Linked DNA regions of Homo sapiens: region 2 is linked to region 1. A link is a loop called in an ENCODE intact Hi-C map of the cell type or tissue named here. Cell type or tissue: sigmoid colon. All regions are shown on one strand. Each heading gives the region's core, and the rest is flanking DNA. Links, peaks and the distances in the headings are about the cores only.

What was found. Hi-C counts contacts between places; a loop is a spot of excess contacts. Peaks named below come from ENCODE experiments on the same cell type or tissue, not always from the same donor. Only the 100,000 strongest peaks of a DNase experiment are listed, where the experiment ranks them.
Region 2: it touches region 1 in a loop (2.9-fold over the local background); 3 of 110 quality-filtered maps call a loop at or near these places.

Annotation. Positions count from the first base shown.
Region 1 is chr12:79,547,495-79,563,682 of GRCh38, reverse strand. It overlaps the pseudogene NOP56P3. Among named protein-coding and RNA genes, the nearest start is that of PPP1R12A-AS2, 130 kb to the left of the region's middle. RefSeq lists enhancers at 15,940-16,188, 15,677-16,188 and a silencer at 15,940-16,188. In sigmoid colon, for the core only: a CTCF peak has its summit at 7,960 (motif pointing left); no DNase peak of the experiment used is centred there; H3K27ac peaks cover 189 bases.
Region 2 is chr12:80,201,652-80,209,651 of GRCh38, reverse strand. It overlaps OTOGL (otogelin like), which reads right to left. Exons shown (of 59, transcript NM_001378609.3): 2 at 142-239. The coding sequence starts at 220. Among named protein-coding and RNA genes, the nearest start is that of OTOGL, 110 kb to the right of the region's middle. In sigmoid colon, for the core only: no CTCF peak of the experiment used is centred there; no DNase peak of the experiment used is centred there.

The DNA of each region.
Region 1 (16,188 bases), core at 3,341-11,340:
ACAGAAATAATTGATTTTTGTTATCTGAATGCATTTCCCTTGAGAAAGGCTGTAGGAGGTATTCAGATACCTGTTGAATAAGTGAATACAGGAATGAATGAGTGAGAGACCTTGTCTATTGTACTTATGCTGACTCATCTAAGTTTTATGACTTTTAGCAAGTTACTTTACATACTGACGGCTCTATTTCCTTGTCTGTAAGGTGGAGTTTATAATACCTATTGCATATTTAGTAAACTTTTGTTGAATATTTCACATAAGCACTAGATCAAACTCAGATCTACTGAGTCGTTTTTTGGGGTGTGGGTTATAGATCTTTGTTCTCTTAATAGATCTTTGTCCTCTTAATAGGATCTACTCAAGGTTCTCATGCACCCAAAGTTTGAAAATTACTCATTTAAACTCTACTATTTATTGGGCAGGCAACTATAGATGCCCAAGGCAGGACTAACATGAATCAGATTGTTTCTGTCTTCGGTAAGTTTACATTTAGTCAGAGTATAGAAATAATGTGAACAAGCACAGAGTAAGAAGAGATTATTTCCCTTAAGGACTAGCAGGACTTCTTAACAATCTAGGATTGGTAAGGATTAAGTAAAATAATAGATTTTAAAAATGCATAGCCCAATATAAATCACATGGTAAATGCAGAACTATTGCTATTATTTCCACATACGCTTTTGTGTCCAGAATTGGTGGGTTCTTGGTCTCGCTGACTTCAAGAATGAAGCCGCAGAACCTCGTGGTGTTACAGTTCTTAAAGATGGTGTGTCTGGAGTTTGTTCCTTCTGATGTTCAGACATGTTTGGAATTTCTTCCTTCTGGTGGGTTCATGGTCTCGCTGGCTTCATGAGTGAAGCTGCAGACTTTTGCGGTGAGTGTTACAGCTCTTAAGGCAGCACATCTGGAATTGTTCATTCCTCCCGTCCAGAGTTGTTCATTCCTCCCGGTGGGTTCGTGGTCTCACTGACCTCAGGAGTGAAGCTGTAGACCTTCGCAGTGAGTGTTACAGCTCATAAAGGCAGTGTGGACCCAAAGAATGAACAGCAGCAAGATTTATTGCAAAGAGCGAAAGAACAAAGATTCCATAGTATGGAAGGGGACCTGAGTGGGTTGCTGCTGCTGGCTCGGGCAGCCTGTTTTTATTCCCTTATTTGGCCCCACCCACATCTTGCCGATTGGTCCATTTTACAGAAAGCTGATTGGCCAATTTTATAGAGAGCTGATTGGTCCGTTTTGACAGGGTGCTGATTGGTGCATTTAGAATCCCTGAGCTAGACACAAAAGTTCTCCATGTCCCCACTAGATTAGCTAGACACGGAGCACTGATTGGTGCATTTACAAACCTTGAGCCAGACACGGGGTGCTGATTGGTGCACTTACAATCCCTGAGCTAGACACAGAGTGCTGATTGGTGCATATACAATCTTCTAGCTAGACATAAAAGTTCTCCAAGTCCCCACTAGATTAGCTAGACACAGAGCATTGATTGGTGCGTTTACAAACCTTGAGCTAGACACAGGGTGCTGATTGGTGCATTTACAAACCTTAAACTAGACACAGAGTGCTGATTGGTGCATTTACAAACCCTGAGCTAGACACAGAGTGCTGATTTGTGCATTTTCAATCCTCCAGCTAGACATAAAAGTTCTCCAAGTCCCCACCTGATTCACGAGCCCAGCTGGCTTCGCCTAGTGGATCCCGCACCAGGGCCACGGGTGGAGCTGCCTGCCAGTCCCATGCCGTGTGCCTGCAATTCTCAGCCCTTGGGTGGTCGATGGGACCAGGCGCTGCGGAGCAGGGGGCGGCACCCATCGGGGAGGCTCGGGCCATGCAGGAGCCCACGGTGGGGAAAGCAGGGGGCATTCTTTGGGCATGACGGGCTGCAGGTCCTGAGCCCTGCCCCGCAGGGAGGCGGCTGAGGCCCGGCGAGAATTTGAGCACAGCTTGGGCGGGCCAGCAGTGCTGGGGGACCTGGCACACTCTCCACAGCTGCTGGCCCGGGTGCTAAGCCCCTCACTGCCTGGGACCGGTGGCACTGGCCGGCTGCTCCAGGTGCGGGGCTGCCAAGCCTGCACCCACCCAGAACTCACGCTGGCCCGCGTACGCCACACGCAGCCTGAGTTCCCGCCCACGCTGCTCCCTCCACAGCTCCCTGCAAGCAGAGGGAGCCGGCTCCAGCCTTGGCCAGCCCAGAGAGGGGCTCCTACATTACAGCGGCAGGCTAAAGGGCTCCTCAAGCGCGGCCGGAGTGGGCACCGAGGCCAAGGAGGCACCAAGAGTGAGCAAGGGCTGCCAGCACACTGTCGCCTCTCACTTTGACTACCTACTCCATATGTTACTTCTTAATTTGTAACTTCTATTATATATTTTCAAGAAATCTTCTCCAGCCAGTCAACTTATGAATTTCTTTGGGTGACTAGACTGCCTTTTCTGAAAGATTTTTGCAATTTTTTTTTTTTTTTTTTTTTACGGTTTTGGTGATGGGGTTCCCACGGGTGTGTTTTTTCTTTCACTTTTTGTAAATCAACTTTAGCATTTCCTCATTTTTGTTTTGTGATTCTGGCTATGCAAAAAATTTCATGAAAATAAAATTTAATCACAAATTCACGTTGTGTCTTGCTGTTATATCCTGAGACTCATTATGTGATTGAAGAAGATTGAGTTTCTAAACTGTAGACAAGAAATCCAGCCAGGCACAGTAGCTCACTACTGTAATCCCAGCACTTTGGGAGGGCCAGGCAGGAGGATCACTTGAGGCCAGGAGTTTGAGACCAGCCTTGGCAAAATAGCAAGAACTGTCTCTACAAAGCAAAACAAAACATCAGACCGGTGTGGTGGTGCATGCCTGTAGACCCAGCTACTCAAGAGGCTGAGGCAGGAGGATCAGCTGAGGTGGGAGGATTGCCTGAGCCCAGGAATTTGAGGCTGCAGTGATCCGTGATTGTGCGCCTACCCTCAGCTTAGGCAACAGAGTGAGACCCTGTCTCAAAAAAACAAACAAATCCACTAAAAAATCCATTTAGTTAACTCTTGTCAGTCAGGTTTTTCTGGTTTGTGGATTATCCAGATGCTGTGCTCTGCTTTTTACGGCTTTTCTTTTTTATTTCTTTGCTTATTAGGCATGAATAGAGGAAGAGAAAGAAGCAGATCTGATAAAATTCAGCATGGGAACTGAAGGAAACTGATAGCTAAAATAAGGCTCAGCTTAGAGAATTCTGCTGACGTTAAAGAGACTGTCACAGTTCTGTCTTGTTAGCAGTGGATGATCCTGGCATGGTTAGGATATCGATCAGATATTTTGACCTTTGATTCTGCCATTAACATACTGTGTAACCTGTGCAAACCAGTCTATTTGTGTAATAGGGAAAATGGCTACATAATATTGGATTCAGGGTCCAAAGGGATATCAGTAAAAAGAATTTAAGGAATTTAATGAATGTGTACACAATATTCTAGATACTAAACAAGCTTTAAAAAAAGTACCTTGTATGTTAACTATTGCGTGAGACAAAACTGAAATGAACTTTTCCTCTCTTTTTTCAGAATTCTTATACCAGTAGTACTAGGAAATATATACCAATTTTAGATTTAATGATTTTGTACTGGTTATAACATTTGAAGGACAATTTTTTATACCCATTTAATAGTGTATACAAACTGAGACACAGAATTTGAGAGATTTACCCAAGGTTTTCTAGTTAAGTAATGCTGAAATGGGGACTAAAATCATTTTTCTAATTTTCTGCTCATCAAATGACATGCTGTAACTAAACAGTGAACATTTTTGTTCTATTTATTGAAGTCTAATGTATTTATAGTCTCATGTTTGTATTATGTGTTTAATTTTTGTTTTTAAGCCAAATGGGGCAGATGATCTGTTCTTAAAGCAAAACCAAAGATTGAGGACTATGCAGGAATCTCTTGAATCATAAGGAGGAATTTTTTTTTTTTTTTTGAAACAGTTTCGGGCTCTGTTGCCCCAGGCTGGAGTGCAATGGTGCCATCTTGGCTCACTGCAACCTCTGCCTCTGGGGCCTAAGCTATCCTCCCACCTCAGCCTCCGAAGTGACTGGGACTACAGATGCACACCACCATGCCCAGCTAATTTTTGTATTTTTTTTGTTGAGATTGGGTTTTGCCATGTTGCCTAGGCTAAGGAGGAATTTTATATATGTGTACAGCTTTATAGTCCCAACCCCTAGAACAAAATACACAAAAGCTTAAATTTTAAACTAAATATTAATTGAGGAAAAGTAGAAAAGAACAGTGATCAGATAGTCTTAAGATTTGAATTCACCACTTAGAAAAAGGGACTTTGGACATATCATTTCCCTTTCCTGAGCCTCCACTTCCTGATCTTCAAAGTGGTCATAATAATTCCTCTCTTATTTCATGAGGGTGATTTGTGTGTGTGTGTGAATTTGTTTTTATTGGGGAACTGGACATGGTAGGAAATGTCGTCTTGGGCTATGGTATGCCCCGCCTCCCAGAGAATGTCCATTTGCATTCTAATCTTCCTGGGCTTCTTTATGGAACATTTTCTTCTTGGAGCTGCTCTTGCTGCCAGCAGCCTCTTCAGGTCCACTGCTGACAGGCTCCTCTTTGGAGAATTTCGTCTTTTTCTTGGAGACACTTCTGTTGCCTGCCTCTTCGGGGTCATTAACTGTTTCCGTCTTGGGTGAAGACTTCTTCCTCTTGAGAAGACTGGTGCTGCCAGCAGTCTCTTCAAGATCACTACTCATCAACTCCTCCTTGGAAAAAGATTTCTTTTTCTTGGGTTTGGAGAAAGAGATAGATGGGTCTTCTGTTTTCTCCTGAGGAACCTCCTGGGGCTTTTGCTTTTTCTTCTTTTTGGGTTTTTCACTCGTCTCCTCACACCTCTCTGGAGTACTACTGCTGTCAGGGTGATTTTGAGGACCAAAAACATTGTGAACGTTTGTCACATAAGCTGTAACAACATTAGTGACTTATCACTGGTATAAGACCATATGTAGCTATTATATTAGCTCTTTCACATTGTTAGCAAACAAAATTCTTTATTCTTTAGAAGTAAACCTTGACTTCAGAAGGTCTAAAATCCCTTGGATTAAAAGAATCTAAAAGCTACTCGTTGCCAAAATTAAAGGGGATGTTTTAAATTCAGCTTCCAAATTACCAAAAAATAAAAGCAGATAAAAACTAAAGTTTATGTTCACAGATTTTACAACATACAGAAAAAATCCTGTGGTAATGGGAGACTGGCTTCAGTGCAGAACTGAGCACCAGAAAGCAAATACTCTCCTGAAGTTTCTGCTGTTGTTAAAACTCATGACTATGAGAGGTCTATGTATAATTGTTGAATGAATGAATGAGCGAACGAATGATGAGTGAATGTGAATGCATCTGCTTCTCTGTTGGCTGCTTTTCCTGTTAGGAGACTTGATCTTTTAGCATTCAAATTCCACAAGAAACATCTTAAGCAAGTTATGTCTTTGGGTGAATTTGTTTCCAGGCTTGCATGTGTTTTTCACATTCTTTTTTTGGCCTGCAGTCTTACTCTGTGACCCCTTTCGTAGCTTCCAGTAGGTCATTCAGTTGGGACCCAAGGAAGTCAGTAAATTAAACTTGATTTGTAATGGAATACATAGGGTGTGTGGCTTGGATTAGAATCAAATTAGGTTTGGCTAATCTTATTTTGGTTTAATCTATGTGGGAAAGAATAGAACTAGAGGAAAAACAAATAAACAGAAAATAGGGAAACTATTCTTGTATAATGATAAGCAATTTTTGTAAGGAATAGTTCAGGGCCAAAACCTAACTTATTTTTATTGGAAGCCTGGGGACAAGATTCAGCAGAGGAATTTAAATTAGTTTCTCCAGTCATCATAGTTGGTATTTACTTTTCTAGCTTTCCCAAGCCAGGATCTCTAGGCTTTTAAAATGTGGATGCTCTATAGAGAAGGCACATTATTATTAATATAGTTCATGTTTTCAAATTTTTTCCAGGGCTCTGGAAATGGATAAGCCCAGTTTTTGGAAACCTTAGCAAATAGGCAGGCAAAAAACATTCTGATGCTGAGTTTATAGTTGAATTATCCAGACTTGGTCTTGAATTTCTCATGCAGGCCTAAGTAGAAGAAATGTTGAGAAAGTGCAGAAAGGTTCTATACTAATAATTTCTTTAAGGTGATCTTTTTTCCCCTCTTCAGTTATTTGCAGCTTGCAAGGTGTTAGACCATGGAAGATTTAACCTTGGTGTTCAGAGTTCAGGAAATCTCCTCTCTGACCTGGGTGAGCACATTTGAATAAAAAGGGAAATTTCTTCAAAGCTACTGGGGAAGGAAGAAGCAAGTGAAGCCATAAAGAGTGAGAGCCCTTTAATTTAGAGTTCTCACTGGGGCCTGGAGAAAATCATGAATGAGAATCCTTCTTGAAGAGAATTCCCTGTGATTGCTTAGTTAGTGCTTACAAAAGAAAGACTCAAGACTAAACATTCAGAAGGTGCTGGAATGTAATAACATTTGTTCCTGACAATTGAATTTCCTCTCTCATGGAAGTCATTGTTTTGCTCATTTAATAGAGAAAACTGAGTTTCAGTTAAAAGGGGGAAAAGTCATTACATTATTTCTAATTTTACATATTTTGACCTGTGGATTAAAGGTCTGAATTAAGGTCAAAAGACATCCGGAGATACAGAATTTTCCCCATACTTGACAGGGTTCTGAGCACCATCTTCCATTGATGTTGGCTTTATTTTCCTGAGCCCATAATAGAGGGGAATAATAATGGCTTTTCACCTGTCTAAAGCAGATGACTAGACCAAATGATTTTATACAGTTGTTTTTGGCATTCAGGTTGATTCCAAAGTAGCAAATGAATTATGGCTTTGGTTATTTTTCCAGGGGCAAATCTAGTTGGTAGCAATCTTTTAAAAGTATAAATAACTTTTGACTGCTACCACAATACTTAAGTATTTTTAAAATTATTTTGTTATATTTTCGACATATAAAATGATTTTCTAAACACACACTGTAGATATAGGTTTGTAAAATAAGAAAGGTCCAAGTACCCACAGGCCAGTGCAAAAAGTAAACAGGATAGCATCATTTGATTCTGTTTTGGAATAAAATGTTATTTCATTTGTTCATGTCTGATTTTCTCAGATGGCTGTTTTTATTTGTTTTTTGTTTTTTGAGACAGAGTCTCGCTGTCACCCAGGCTGGAGTGCAATGGCGTGATCTCGGCTCATTGCAACCTCCGCCTCCCGAATTCAAGTGATTCTCCTGCCTCAGCCTCCTGAGTAGTTGGGATTACAGGTGCCCACCACTACACCTGGCTAATTTTTGTATTTTTAGTAGAGACGGGGTTTCTCCATGTTGGTCAGGCTGGTGTCGAACTCCTGACCTCTGGTGACCGCCTGCCTTGGCCTCCCAAAGTACTGGGATTATAGGCATGAGCCACCGCCCCCAGCCTGTTTGATTTTTGAAATGAGATCTTAAAATGTAAATTTACTGGCTCAGGTGTCATTGATAATGTTTAACTTAAAACAATCATTGCTAATGGGAAAATGGCTAGATAAAATTAGCCATGTTCTAATCAGTGATCTTTTGAAAATGTTTATAAAAACATGGACACATGCAGATGCCTTAAATATTTTTTGAAACAGAGATGTTTGACTAAAGCAGATTTGAAAGTGCTCCCATTGTTAGAGTTTAAAAGGGAGGATATAAAGTTGCATATCTGATAAAATCACAACTAATAATTGTAGTAGGAAGAATTAAACATTTGTCCATATGTCTCAGTAATACAATCCCCTTTCCTTTTTCTACCTGTCATATTTTCAAAATTTTATTGAGCATGTTTGTTATGATGAAAAAGTACTCATTTATTTTTAAAAATAGAGTTGCTGCCATTTTTATGATGTTCAAATTGCTGTAGCCTTTATTCCAGTTGGATTTTTAGTGTGCTTCTGCCACCTTGTGCTTTCTGAAATCCACTGCAGTGATTAGCAAAGAAGGAAACAAACTTAACAAGGTTATTTCTTTGGGGTTAAATATTACTTCATAGTATGGGAGGAGGGGGAGAGGGATACATGAAAGATATAAAATGTGTGTGTGTGTAGAGAGAGAGAGAGAAATCTTTCCAAAGTTCTGACGATTGTTTACTATATTAGATCAGTGTTAACATTATATTTTATCTCTAGGAACTGCATCCTGGTTAAGGAGGAGACTAAAGACTGGGTTTTAGCGCTGATAGTAATCAACTCCTTCAGATAGGTTTTAAAACACATTTTGATACCTTCGATCCTTGCCTGTTTTTAAACTGTTTCTGTCTGCATAAAAACCTGAACAAAACACTTGTACCTAGAAAGCTCTAGGTAGCTTTTAAAACATGTTTCTTTACATTAAATGGCCTGCTGTGTTAACATGAACTCTTTCCACATTATCATTCCAGACAACATTCCATTTGTTCAGAGCATCAAACTATTTATATGGTCTGCTGCCTTGCAGTTATGCTGATTCTAGAAAGGAGAGCCTTTACCTGGAACTTTGGCCTTCCTGCTTGAGCATAAACAAGCCTGATTTGATGACTTGTCTGAGGAGCTCTCAGATCTTTCCTTTTAGGAATTAATTTAAATAAGTCTAACTTTTTGGTTTTGTTTGTTTGTTTGTTTTTGAGACAGCGTTTCACCCTTGTCACCCAGGCTGGAGTACAATGGCGTGATCTTGGCTCACTGCAATCCCCGCCTCCCGGGTTTGAGCAGTTTTCCTGCTTCAGCCTCCTGAGTAGTTGGGGTTACAGTCACCTGCCACCATGCCTGGCTAATTTTTGTATTTTTAGTAGAGACAGGGTTTCACCTTGTTGACCAGGCTGGTCTCAAACTCCTGACCTCAGGTGATCCACCTGCCTTGGCCTCCCAAAGTGCTGGGATTACAGGCATGAGCCACTGCGCCCAGCCCTAAATACATTTGGCTTTGAAATGGTATTTTAAGGAACCATGGATACAAATAACTTATGTTTGTCAACTAGCAAATACCTATTTCTAGGAAAATATGGAATAGTCCTCCTAGCTCACTAAAATTTTGACAGTAGCAGGCCTCACCCTTTGGTGTCATGCTTGCATTGAAGAATTATGATTGTGAGAGGTGACAACGTGCTAGCAGCCCTCCCTTGCTCTCAGCACCTCCTCAGCCTCGGTGTCCGCTCTGGCCACACTTGAGGAGCCCTTCAGCCCATCGCTGCACTGTGGAAGCCCCTCTCTGGGCTGGCTGAGGCCGGAGCCGGCTCCCTCTGCTTGCAGGGAGGTGTGGAGGGAGAGGCCCAGGCAGGAACCGGGGCTGCACGTGGCGCTCACAGGCCAACGTGAGTTCTGGGTGGGTGCAGGCTCAGTGGGCCCCGCACTGGGAGCGGCGGGCAGCACCGCTGGCCCTGAGCAATGAGGGGCTTAGCAACCAGGCCAGCAGCTGCAGAGGGGTCACCGGCTCCCCCAGCACTGCCAGCCTGCCCGTGCCATGCTCAAATTCTTGCTGGGCCTCAGCTGCCTCCCTGTGGGGCAGGGCTCAGGACCTGCAGCCTGCCATGCCCGAGTCCCTGGCCTGAGCCTCCCCAATGGGTGCCACTCCCTGCTCCACAGCGCCCCGTCCCATTGACTGCCCAAGGGCTGAGGAGTGCAGGTGTGTGGCGCGGGACTGGCAGGCATCTCCACCTGTGGCCCTGGTGCAGGATCCACTAGGCGAAGCCAGCTGGGCTCCTGAGTCGGATGGGGACTTGGAGAACTTTTATGTCTAGCTGGAGGATTGTATATGCACCAATCAGCACTCTGTGTCTAGCTCGGGGTTCATGGATGCACCAATCAGCACTCTGTACCTAGCTAATCTGGTGGGGACTTGGAGAACTTTTAGGTCTAGCTTGAGGATTGTAAATGCACCAATCAGCACTTTGTGTCTGGCTCAAGGTTTGTAAATACACCAATCAGCACCCTGTGTCTAGCTCAAGGTTTGTGGATGCACCAATCAGCACTCTGTATCTAGCTAATCTGGTGGGGACTTGGAGAACTTATATGTCGAGCTAGAGTATTGTAAATGCACCAGTCAGCACTCTGTGTCTAGCTCAGGGATTGTAAACGCACCAGTCAGCACCCTGTGTCTAGCTCAAGGTTTGTAAATGCACCAATCAGTGATCTGTGTCTAGCTAATCTAGTGGGAACTTGGAGAACTTTTACATCTAGCTAGAGGATTGTAAATACACCAATCAGCACTCTGTCTGGCTCAGGGATTGTAAACGCACCAATCAGCACCCTGTCAAAACAGACCAATCAGCTCTCTGTAAAATGGACCAATCAGCAGGATGTGGGTGGGGCCAAATAAGGCAATAAAAGCTGGCTGCCCCAGCCAGCAGGGGCAACTCAGTCCGGACCCTTTCCACACTGTGGAAGTTTTGTTCTTTTGCTCTTGGCAATAAATCTTGTTGCTGCTCACTCTTTGGGTCTGCACTGCCGTTATGAGCTCTAACACTCACCGTGAAGGTCTGCAGGAGGCCAGCAAGACGATGAACGCACCGGGAGGAATGAACAACTCCAAACGAGAGGAACGAACAACTCTAGACGGACCGCCTTAAGAGCTGTAACACTCACCGTGAAGGTCTGCAGCTTCACTCCTGAAGCCAGCGAGACCACGAACCCACCAGAAGGAAGAAACTCCAGACATGTCCGAACATCAGAAGGAACAAACTCCGGACACGCCATCTTTAAGAACTGTAACACTTACCACGAGGGTCCGCGGCTTCATTCTTGAAGTCAGCGAGACCAAGAACCCACCAATTAGGAACACAATTGTAACTATAGGATTGTGATGCAAAGAGTACAGAGACTACATTTATTGAGCACCTACTAAAGGGCAGGCCTGGTGCAAGGCTTTTTTACATCTGTAATCACATATAATCCTTAGCACAAAACTGAGATATGTTACTATCTTCCTAATTTCACATTCAAAAAACTGAGATCAGAGGTTAAGTATATCTTATCACATAAGCTTGGAAATGGCAGGGCAGGAATTTGAACTTAGGTGCTTCTGACTCAAATCCATACTCTTACAGTAGACTATCTCTCTGTTGCACATGGTGAGGATCTTTATGTTCATTGTGGAGGGAAAAGGGAGCCCAAGTCTAGAGATTGAGTATAAAGTTTGGGCCAAAAGCAGGAGTAGAGTCTGCTGGAAGACTCGCTAGCAGCCTTAGCATTGGCACCACCTCCTTACTAAAACCACATCTTGCTTCCTGGCAGAGCCTAGTACTGTTATAGTTGGCAGAGCATTACAGGGAGCTTGGAAGAACTTCCCCGGTACCTTCCAATTTTCCCTATTTGGTCAGTTCAGACTTGCGTTAGTGCAATAACCTCCTAACCAATCTCTTGGCCCCTATGCTTGCTTTACCTCCAGTCTGTTCTTCGCGTTGCACTTAGAACAACCTTTCCGAAGAACAGACCAGATCTTGTCATTCCTGTGCTTTAGCTCTTTCAAGGGTTTCCTGTTATAATTAGGATAAAGTAGAAATTCTTTAGCATGGTTGGTTTGCTCCTTCTATCCCTAGCCTTACTTCTCTCCACTGTGAACACCATGTTTCAGCCCAGCAGGACCACTATTCCTCCAAATGTACCATGTGCTCTCTCCCCTCTGCCGTGGGCATATTCTGCTGTTCCTTTAACATTGATCCATTCTTCCTCCTTTTCCTTCTTACTCCTACTTGTCTTCTGTGATCACTGCTTAAAAGTCATTTTTTTCAGAAAGCTTTTCTGAACCTCTTCTCCAACACTACCCCCACACATGTAGACTAGCACGCTCTAATATGGCCATCATCTTATTGTATTATAATTACCTTGTCTTATTGATATAATTTACATAACATAAAAGTCACTCTTTTAAATTGTACAATTCAGTGGTTTTTAATATATTTACAAGGTTATGCAATCACTATATAATTTGAGAACATTTTCATCACTCCTAAAAGAACCCACATACACACCCATTGACAGCCACTCCGTGTTTCCCCTTCCCCCAATCCCCTGACAATTATTAATCTACTTTTTATCTCTATTTATTTCCCTAGTCTGGACATTTTATGTGAATAGAATCATACCATATTTGTCCCTTTGTGTCTGTCTTCTTGCACTAAATATGTTTCTAAGGTTCATCCATGTTGTATTATGTATCAGTACTTCATTTCATTTTATGGTTGAAATATTCCATTGTATGTATGTACCACATTTTGTATATCCATTCGTCAGCTGATGGACATTTGGATTGTTTCCACTTTTTGAGTATTAATAAATAATGCTTCTATTAACATTTGTGTACAAGTTTTTGTATGGCCATGTTTTCAATGGTCTTGAGTATGTACCTAGCAGTGACACTGCTACATTGTATGGTTATTCTGATTCTGTATTGAGCTTTTGGAGGACTTTTCTAGAGTAGCCGCATCATTTTACATTGACACCAACACTGTATGAGGGTTCTGATTGTTTAGTGTCCTCACCAACACTTCTTTCTTTCCTTTTTTTCCTCCTCTCTCTCTCTCTTTTATCATGGCCATGCTAATGGGTATGACGTTACAATTGCCTTTTTACTGGTTTGTTTCCTTCATGACTCTGAACTGTGAAGGCAAGGACTGTGCTAGATCTGGTTTATTATTGTACTCCAGTGCCTAAAACATTGGGTACTCAACAAATATCTACAAAATGGGTGAGAAGACCTACAGCTTTCCTAGTTGCTTTGCTTCTATAAATCCAGGAAATATAGGGGCTAGAATTGGAAAAGATATTCTGGCTGCCAGTCCACAGCACTGTTCACCAGAGTGCCATAGGATTTTAATAACCACACTAAGTAAATGGTTCCATGGCTTTAATAGTTTTACCTAAGAAGTTCCCTGTGTGGAGAATGGCGTGAGTTCTCATTTAACTAGCTCAAAATGGGGAAGAACATACTCAACTCTGCTGGCATTTTAATCTGATTCCGGGGAGTCTTTCTATTCCAAACACCTTTTCTGAGGGCATGCGAACATTTCCTAATGAGAAAGCCATTCCTTCTGAGGGAAAGTGGGGGGAAAAAAGCAAAACAAAAGTTCCTTTACTGGAAACTGATGGCCACATCAATTATACATTCAGAATAATACAGATTGAACTCAAGTTGTCAGGTACTGAAACAACTCTATTTAGCCAAGTTACAAATGGGATCTCATCGACCCTTTCATAGCTATGTGTTTTTATTTGTCCCAGTGTACCAAATCTTGGATTCTAAAAGTGATCTGGAAGAGAAAAGATGCCTTTTCCTTGATTTCCTTGATTTGTCCTGTAAACAAAGTGCCTGTAAAAGAAAAGGCCATGATGCTTTCTTGGTAGCGTCGTTGGCGCTGTGATTAGGTGACAGGTGCCCTCCGTAAAACTCTTGAATTCATCTCCACCTTCAGTCCACGTTCCACCTAGTCGGGTTTTGCTCGGTGAGGAGTAGTCTTCCATAGCATTTTCTTCTATTCACTGTGCACCCTCCTGTACCATACTTCCATCCTTGTTTGTTTTCCTGTACTTTTTCTCTCTTCACCTGCTGTGAAATACAGTGTTGGCCCAACAATAGGAGTCTTCTATGAATTGTAGTCTTTAAACCCTGGGACTAGTTTTCTGCTCTATCTTCCTTCTAGTAAATGCAGATTTGGTGAATTACAATCCCCACTTGACTAATCTCAATAAACTTTTCCTCTATTATATTTTTTCCTTCAGAAACATAGAATGTGTTCATGAACTTTTGAGGGGAGAGAATGGGAAAGATTTGGGAAAGTCTTAGGTAAATAGTACTGACCTTGTGTAAAGAGTGTTAATGTTATTATATAGCAGTGAAAATACGATAGAAAAAATAACATAGTAATCATTGTCCAAATATGGCCCACTTGAACTCTGGATGGTATTTCAGCACTGTAGGAAAATTCCAGAAATCTCTCTGCCTACAAATATTTTCCTCACCTTATCTGCCTCTGCTGATAAATGGAGGATAAGCTTGACATCAGCAAATATTTGAAGAAGTACTGTACTTGAAGAAGTACACCACCAGTGCTGGAGGCAGCAGTATTCCAGTACATGAATTGCCTGTTATGTGCTTTACCTGATTTATTGAATACTTTCTGATTTACATTTTTACCCAGATCTTCAGTCTAACTTCAATAGGTTAGTTTGCATAAATTCTTGAAATACTAATCTCAGAGAAGTCTGATGCTAGTCTGCCCCTATACAGGAGGCAGAGTGTATGCCTAGGAACACTAGTTGAACTCATAGGAAGGGAGATTCTGCCCAAAAAGTTCAAGGAGTTCTAAGATTTCTTTTTTTTTTTTTTTCTTTTTTTTGAGAAGGAGTCTCACTCTGTCTCCCAGGCTGGAGTGCAGTGGCACGATCTCAGCTCACTGCAACCTCCACCTCCCGGGTTCAAGCGATTCTCCTGACTCAGCCTCCTCTCCTGCCTCAGCTGGGATTACAGGCTCCCGCCACCATGCCTGGCTAATTTTTGTATTTTTAGTAGAGACTAGTTTCACCATGTTGGCCAGGCTGCTCTCCAACCCCTGACCTCAGGTGATCCACCCGTCTCGGCCTCCCAAAGCGCTGGGATTACAGGCATGAGCCACTGCACCCAGCCGAGTTTAAGATTTCTAGCAGCCTTCTTTTCTTTTTTCTTTTCTTTTCTCTATCTCTCTTTCTTTTTCTTTCTTTCTTTCCTTCTTTCTTTCTCTTTCTTTCTCTTCCCTTTTTTTTTCAGACAGAGTCTTGCTTTGTCACCCAGGCTAGAGTGCAGTGGTGTGATCACAGCTACTGCAGCCTCAAACTCCTGGGCTCAAAGGATCCTCCCACCCCAGCCTCCTGAGGAGCTGGGACTACAGGTGCACACCTGTATAATAGTACATACCTGACTATTTTTATTTTTTTAGAGATGGGGTCTTGCTATGTTGCCCAGGCAAACCTTGAACTCCCAGCCTCAAGTGATCCTCCTGCCTTAACTTCCCAAAGTGTTGGGATTACAGACATTAGCCACTACCCCTGCTAGCTTTGCTTTCTTTGGTACGCCCCGGCTAGGACCAAATTTACTGGGACCCCGTTTATACACATAGTTTCTCAAGCAGTGAGAAACATGTGCCCCTGCTCCCCATATTTGCATACATGACTAATCTACTAATAGCTTTTGACCATTTGGGCAAACCCTGCATTTAAGCAAACCAAATATTTGTAACTTGAATATGGAAACAAAACAGAAATCCTGTACAAATGGGCTGTGCTGGATTATTTAACTTTTCATTTCTTTGAAGGGCTCCTTTTGCCCTTAGAGATAGCATTTGAGAGAAACTCCAAAATTCAGGCAGAAATTCAGGACAAAAAAGCAAGTTTAACCTCTGGTTTCTGAACTGTGGTGCATATTAGGCAAGACTGTTCCGGATAGACCAGAAACTTTGGCCTGTGCAATTCATGCTGCATGTCGCTATGATGTGCATCTGGATGTATTCACCCTGAGGTTGTTTATTTACAATGAGAATTGAAGGAAAAGTTCAGAAACATCCTGTCACAGGATGTGTGGATAGGCCTGCTGAATGCTGAAGCCAGAGGAAAGCAGGAAAGTTTCAGCAATTAGTGATGGCATCGCCCTCTAGTGGTTTGTCCGTGGCTTAAAAATGAATATACTGCAGGTGTATCCCAGTTCTCCAAAGAATTGTCCCAAATAAACTGTCAGATTGTGTACGGAAAAGAGAAAAGGAGGGGAAAGAGGAAGGGAGCAAGAGGGAAAGAAAGGAGGAGGGAGAGGATTCTTGCCAGGATAGCCCATCTCAGCAGCTAGGAAGCTCTAGGAGCCAGGCTTTCTGTAGAAGCCTTCTGACATCCAATTAGGCCCTCAGTGAAAACATTTTTTTCCCAAGCTTCTGGCAAGTGATTCTAGCTAAAAGTCACTATTCACGATTTGTAATAGGGCCCTGGGTTCCTTTCCAGCCTCCACAGCTTTGTACCAGCTTCCCCTCCCAGGTCCACATTCCATTCCTAGGTAAGTCATCACACGTGCTGAGAGGTAGAACTGTCTGCAGGGCAAAGTGTGTAGGTAGACCAGGCTTCTTTTCTTGCACCCCCACCCTTCTTTGTTTCCTTTATGCCTCATTGTCATCTCCCCAAATACTTTTGCTGCCCTTTATACT
Region 2 (8,000 bases), core at 1-8,000, 650 kb before region 1:
TTTAAAAGGTGATCTGAGTATCATTTAGTACAATTCATTCTAATGACTTCAAAGTGCTTTATAAGGGAAAACTATTTGTATAAATTGTAAGAGAAACAAAAATACAATAAATTAACATAAAAATTTAATCTGAGTTCTTACCTTGTAATGAAAACAGCAGTACATGAAGCAAGAATATACTCCAAGGTATCATTAAATTGAGTTTTCTTACAATGTTCATTTCAGTGTAGCCTTTCCCCCTGAAATGTAACCAAATTGATGGTCTTTATTATGATGGCATCTTAGAAGTATGCATATTTGTAGGGTACTCAAATTCTAATAAATATAGCTATGTAATAAAGTAATTCAAAAAGGAATTCCAGGCTTTCCAACTACATACAGCATCTGAAGCTTTAGAACTTGCAGACAACCCTTTGGCTGAGTCTCTCATTAGTGATGCATGGCAGCTTCTTACCTGAGCCCGTATTAGTTACACCCACACCTGCACATCATAGGCCTTTTTAGCCTATATCAACCTTTTACCTTCTCAAGACAGCAGCATTAAAATAAAAAGAAATATCTCTTGATATCTCCTGAAGCCACAAGAGATAACCATTATTCCTAATGGTTGATCTAATCTTTGCATTTTAGAATTTTATTCATAAAATAATTACTGTCCTTTGAAAAAGGGTGAAATAAAACCCTGTCAATCTTTCCTAGGATGTCTACATGTTCTTGAATAATTAAAAGTTTTCTTTAGGAATTAAAAAGTACACTAAAACTATGTGCATCTATTTTTAAGTCCCATTACAGTATAGTTTAACTTGACATGTTCATGGGCCCACAGATATTTCTGTTAAACATCCTGCAACAAAAGTAGCAATTTTTAAAAAAAGATAATATTCTATACTTGACTTTGAAAAGAAAATAAAGTAACTCACCCAGCCCTGAAAACTTTCCCTTCACACCCTGTTTTTCCATCCTCTGTGACAAATACCCAATTAAACAACAGACTTATTACTTCAGCAATAGGGGCACTATTCTTTAACAGGGATTGACTGCTTACATTGGCATGAGAAAAGAGCTCTAATATGTCATAATGAAATTTATAGATCTGAGCCCCACACCTTAGTGAAAACCATGCTTATATAGTGGGTGCACATTTCTACAGCAGATCCCATGAGTTAACTGCACTATTATCAAAGTCATTTAACAGACCAGTGTGCAGTAGTAAGGAATGTCTAGCCACACAGAAGTACTTTATGAAACAAAAAGGCACAGCAGTTGTTAATATCCTGTTGTACCCAGACAACTCTTCTGCAATGACTTCTGAGTCTTTTCTATTAAGTATTCTTGACATCCTAACTAATGTTACATGGTCCAACATTCATTATATAAACAGTTTCCTGTTTGTGTTCCAAATCCAATAATCATTTACTCTTGCTCTAGATAACCATAATTCCTTTCCATTGCCGAAATAATAGCTAATTCCATGAGCCAACAGATGTTTGTCTATAAAGGAAAAAGCTTAAGCATGAAAATACATCCAAATTTCACTAAAATTATAAAGTAGTTATGTGACTGTCCCCCCTCCAGCACACACACATGTACACACACATTCACACTCATTTTGAATTTTTAATGAATAGGTTTAATTAATTGAAGTACAGTATGTGTTTAATATTATTTATTAAAAGGTTACTAGTCTCTTACTCTTGAACTAATTAGACAATCATATAAATCTAACATAATTAACTTATGTATAATTACATTCCAAATATTAGTTCAAAAATATATATTTACTCAACCACAGGCAAAACTATAAAATATTTTAGATTCTTAAGAATATGTGACTACAAAGTAAATTAAAAGACTAAGGTTGAAATCTGTTTAGAAGACAATACTTTTCCCCAACAAAATATTTTTAATTAAGGGAATTAGTTTATGCAGAATGTTTATTGACTTTTTCTGGAAAGAGTTGAAATGTATATAACCAATATGCATTACTAAGTCCACTCCTCATTTTACAATAGTTTCTCTTGCCTTCACAGTTTCCCATATAACTTAACCTACACTATGAAAAATCTATAAATCATACTTCAGGATTATTTTTCCTAATCTAGTAACTGTTTGACTTTTTGCTTGACTTAAAAATTTCCAAAAGTCAGGGCTGGGCGTGGTGGCTCAGGCCTGTAATCCCAGCACTTTGGGAGGCCGAGCCAGGGGGATCACCTGAGGTCGGGAGTTTGAGACCAGCCTGACCAACATGGAAAAACCCCGTCTCTACTAAAAATACAAAACAAAATAGCTGGGAGTGGTGGCGCATACCTGTAATACCAGCTACTTAGGAGGCTGAGGCAGGAGAATCACTTGAACCTGGGAGGCGGAGCTTGTGGTGAGCAGAGATCGTGCCATTGCACTCCAGCCTGGGCAACAAGAGTAAAACTCCATATCAAAGAAAAAAAAATTCCAAAAATAACAGCCATATGGAAAAATCTCAAGCATAAACCAAAGTTAAATTTTACAGTTCAATAAAATAAACATTTTATAATAGTTATTTCTAACACTACTAGAACTTGGTAAAAAAAGTTAGTAAGCAGCAATGTAAAGTCATGTGAAAATTATGTGTTTCTGATACAAACTTTGGTATTCGTATGTACTTAATTAAAATGTAGTAACTCTGAACTTTTCATCTCAAGTTTCATATAGTATCTTTAAAGTTTTTATTCAAAAGCATCACAGTCATTTTCACTGAATAAAGTTGAAAAGTTCAAGCCTGTATTATTTGATGTTTTTATGACTATTTTTCTATTTTGAACTATATGTATTTAAAAACTGTTAAGTGGTTTTGTCTGGTAGAATTTGACCAGGCACAGTGGCTCACGCCTGTAGTCCCAGCACTTTGGGAGGGAGCACTTCAGCTCAGAAGTTTAAGATTAGCCTGGACAACATGATGAAACTCTGCCTCTACAAAAAAAAAAAAAAATACAAAACAATTAGCTGGGCATGGTAGCATGCTCCTGTAGTCCCAGCTACTATGGAGGCTGAGGTGGAAGGATCGTTTGAGCCCAGGAGGTCAAGGTTGCCGTGAACTGAGGTCACACCACTGCACTCCAGCCTGGCAACAGAGCAAGACCCTGTCTCAAAAAATAAAGAAAAAAATAGTAGAATTTGTAAGAGGAAGCCTCAGGGTTGTTACTATTTTATAGATAGAGCAAGCTTTGGTGTATGTCTTCTCTCTGCTCCTCTTCCATCCAGGCTCATAGTAGGAAAAATGTTAGAAAAGGAGAATGAACAATGGCAAAGAGAACAATAACAAAAATCCCAAGTCCTTTTTCAACTAACTACATTATGAACTCGATATATGAAATGGTAGCCTGCATGAAAATAAGCAAAACAGACTTCCTTAAATAGCTGCAATAGAAGAGAGTTTAGATGAAAGATTAGACTCAGAGCCACAAAACACAGAATTTATGACTGTTGCTACATGTAATTATTACTGTCAAAATGTAATTGACAGCTTTTATATTTCATTCCACCCTGACAAAAGAACTTTGGCAAAAAGTAAGCCAGCCACCAGCTTGTGAAGTGATATTAAGTTCATAAGAAGTCTGAGACAACTACATAATACAAGCAATAAACAGTTCCCTTTCTGCTACAAAAGCACTGCACATTTTCCCACATGGAATATGATCTTTAGAAAGTGACACCTGACAGCCTATTGGCCTCAACCCAACACATTAAAACAACTGGCAAGAATGGGAAAATTTTTATTGAGGAGTATATATGTCAATGATAATAATGGGATATTTGTAATGAAGCTCATCATTTTTGAGGAAAGTTAATTTCTTTGGTGATTTACATAACACTCATTTTTCATCAATTGACAACAAATTTAAAGTAGATAACATTTGACTCCCGTAATATCACATTCTGCTAGTGAAATGCAAATACTCTTTACTTGTGTTACTAAACCTAACACATTTCAAGTTCATAGATTTTATCCAGAATTTATGTTATCATTTGAGCCAGCAAATAGAATCTTGTATCTTTAAAATGATGTTTGCCACTCTGAATGTAACTGTCTTATTACAAGATAGTTTGTAGTATTCTATTTGTGCTTTCTGGATGTGTGTTGCTTGGCAGTTTCTGGGATGTTTCATATAATTTTAGAAGTAGCATCTATCTTACCTTTTCTGAGTAAGGATATGATTATATTTCATAAGCAGTATCTGTGTTGGTCATGATTTCAATTTAACACTCATCCCCAGAAGTTAATGTGTTATGTTTTATAGCGACATTTGTTTTTCAACTTGCTGTGATGCCGTTGATTTGTAATATCTAATTGATACCTTGAAAGAAGTAATGTTTCTTCAACTAAAGTTTTCTCTTGTCAACATTTTAGCATCGAGTTCAGTTTCTGCAGCTATCTTCATTCTCTGAACTACTACAACACTTTGCACTTGTACCATATAGTGAAAATATTAATGTAAGGCACTATTTAATACCATAAAGTTGGTTTCTCATGCTTTGAATTCCTTTATATCTTCAATAATTTTTATGTACTTACTTTAGAGTTGTTGAGAAAGAATGTTATTTCAATTTTTTAGTGGCAGTAGGGGTGGTTCTAATCTTGTTGTTTGTTGTTCGTTTCTCTCACTTAGGATAGATGACTTCATGGATTTTGTAATTTTGAATTTGGGGTCCATGTCTGGCAGGGCATTTTATATGGGAATCCTTTACCACCAAAGTTGAGTATGTTCCCCTCCAAAAAAGATTTTGTACCAACTTCTGCCAAGTGCTCCAGGAAGCTTCATGTTAATTTCTCAGCTTAAGGGTTCACAGACCACAGAATATAAATTCAAATCCCAAACATAAAGTAAAGTAAACCAAGTCCAGTTTCTGTTTTGTTTCTGGTCTCTGGTAATATTCCTTACATTCTAGTGAACTTATTCAACCATTTACATGGTTGACTATTTTATTAAATTCCGTACTTCCAAGTACTTTATACTTGGAAGATTTTTATATCATGTAATCTGCCATATTATTAAAACCAAACCACCAAGCATCAAAAATTACACGCTTTTATTTTCTAGGTTACTTTATATATTTTCTTTCTTACTTTTTCAACTTAATTACAACTTACTTAGCTTACTTACAAACAAACGTTCTTCAAAATAAATAACTGTAAATTTGTAAAGAAAGCGTGCTATACTTGGATCCAATTATTTAAACTATAAAACAAAACCTGTCAAATCCCAAAATGTCGTGATTGGATGACTTCATACAACACCAAGGTTCCAAATCAGACACCTGGCAATCTGATTTATGACAAGAGCCACTGGAGTGTCAAACGTTAGCCTATCATCTTCTGCTTCCCCTATATTGGCAAGATTGATATGGAAAACTGCTTTTGGAGATATGGCATTACTGTGATATTCAACACAGCACAAATCAGTATGAAAACATAACTTAGAAGGAATTATGCCCTTCGTTTGAATTGAGAGTCAAAAAAAGCTTGATCAGCCCACAAAAAAGGTTTCCCCTTTATCTTGACATGACCTCTTCCCATACCCCCAGCGTGAATTAGAGTCTTACTGAGTTACATGCAAAATTGTTATCATTATCTCCCAAAAGCTGCAGTGAAAATATACTAGTTCCCTTGGAAGGTTTTCTTCAGTCTTCTCTTCTAACAAGATAAACTTATCAGCTTTACTGAGAATGCAGAGGTGATTCTTAAACTTTGGTGTGTGTAAGAATTACCTAGCGAACCTATTAGAAGCACAGATTCCCAAACCATCCTTCACGGCATCTCATATTTTCTCATCAAGTCTAAGGGGTTTAGGCATCTGCATTATGATAAAAAGAGAATCTAGCTTCTTGAGAAAATTAAATACTAGTTCATTCTAGTAAGAAAAAGAAGTCCAGGCAAATTACAAATGTGAGAGTGCTGACAGATTCCACTGGAGGGGAAAGAAACAGAGGATGGAAAAATCTCACTACCCGCTACTGAGCAGTTTGCTGTTCAGGAAAATGAAGTAGATGTGTTATTTAATTTTGGTACTCTTACCTCGCTCTTTATGCAAAGAAACTCCTCCCACTCACAGCTTCTGTTCCATTGGCAACACATCTTTATGACCCTCACTATGATTGGTGGAATAATGGTGCTGCCCTCCACCCCCTCAACAAAGATGTCTGTGTCTTAATTTCCAGAATCTGTGAATTTTACTTAACATAACAAAACAGCCTTTACAGATATGATTAAGGATTTCAAGATGGGGAGATTATCCTGGATTATAAGTGTGGGCCAGATAAAGGGTCCTTATAAGTGAAAAAAAAAAAATTTGAAGATGGAAAAAGCAGTCAGAAATGAGGCATACACCTTCTAGAAGCTAGAAAAGGCAAAAACAGATTCTCCACTACAGCTTCCAGACAAATACAGTCCTGCCAACCTCTTGATGTTAGCCCAGTGAAACCTATTTCAGCCTCCTGGTATCCAGATCTATAAGATAATTTTCCATTGTTTTAAGCTATTAAATTTGTGGTAATTTGTTACAGCAGTAAAGAAAATGAATGCATTCACACTCTGGCCACCAGGAATAGGCACTTGATGCTAAGCAAAATAACATATTAGTAGTCCTAACACTTATCTAATTCTCATTCTCAGGTATTGAAATGTAAATCACAGGGATAAAGGTCATGTGTTGACATAAGGTTGTGGGCCCTGGAGCTTTGTGGTCCAGCAGAAGTGGAGATGGCAACTATTTTTTAGTCATGTGCATGCTATTAAATAACCAAAAAAAGAGCTATTCTGCAGAAAGAAGTAGGAGAATGGAGCAGATGTTCAGAAGGAAGCAAAGACAAGCGGTGGTTCCCATGACTACCTCTATCCAGTAACTCTTGGTTCTGTTTCTCTGGAGAACCCTGACTAATAACATGTCCTTCTGCTGAGGGGTACTATGAATTAGATGGGGGTCTACTAATCCAAGGTTCCCAAATCATCCATTTAGACATAGAAAAAAATGGAGAATTGGAATGCATACATGCAAAAAAATAAAGGTACATTTTCCCAGAAAAACCTCCTTGAAAGATACCAGACAGGCTGGGCGCGGTGGCTCAGGCCTGTAATCCCAGCACTTTGGGAGGCCAAGGCAGGCGGATCACCTGTGGTCAGGAGTTTGAGACCTGTCTGGCCAACATGGTGAAACCCAGTCTCTACTAAAAATACAAAAAAATTAGCCAGGCGTGGTGTCGAGTGCCTGTAATCCCAGCTACTCGGGAGGCTGAGGCACGAGAATTGCTTGAACCTGGGAGGTGGAGGTTGCAGTGAGCTGAGATCACACCATTGCACTCCAGCCTGGGCAACAGAGTGAGACTCCTTCTCAAAAAAAAAAAAAAAAAATTAAAGAAAAGATACTAGACAAGAGGACAGATAAAGGTTGTAAGTGAAAACCCGAACGGGAACAGAAATGAAGTGCTGTGAAGTGATCTCAATACCACCAAGCCTTCTGCTGAGTCCAGCTCACTCTTCTGCTATGAGGAGTCAGAACTAAGAGAACCTGTGAGTTAGATTTCTATTAAGTGCTCTATTGGTGGGAGTCAGGGAAACTTCAATGACACAGGGAAGTTCTGACAGGATTGGAGATCTGTCAGGCTCTTTTTGGCACTGAGTGGCTTCAGGATAAAAGCATTCATTTAAGAATCAGATGGTAGAATGCAGACAGCAGCAGGCAGGAATGCTTTTGGATTGATTAGGTTATTATTCCCAGTTCTTCATTCATTGCCTCCCTGACATAGAATTATAGATATGCCTTTGCTCTTCTAGGTACCTTTATTATACCTCCTAGTGAGGTAGAAAAATTATATTTTCCCTGCTTGTTGATGTTTGAATTGGCCAACTGACTTTCTCTGGCCAGTGTAATGATAGCAGGCATAACTTCTGCAGAGGCTTGCTATGTGATTGAGAGTTTTGGATGGTTCTCTTTCATTTATGAAATCCATTAGAAGTATATGTCCTGGGT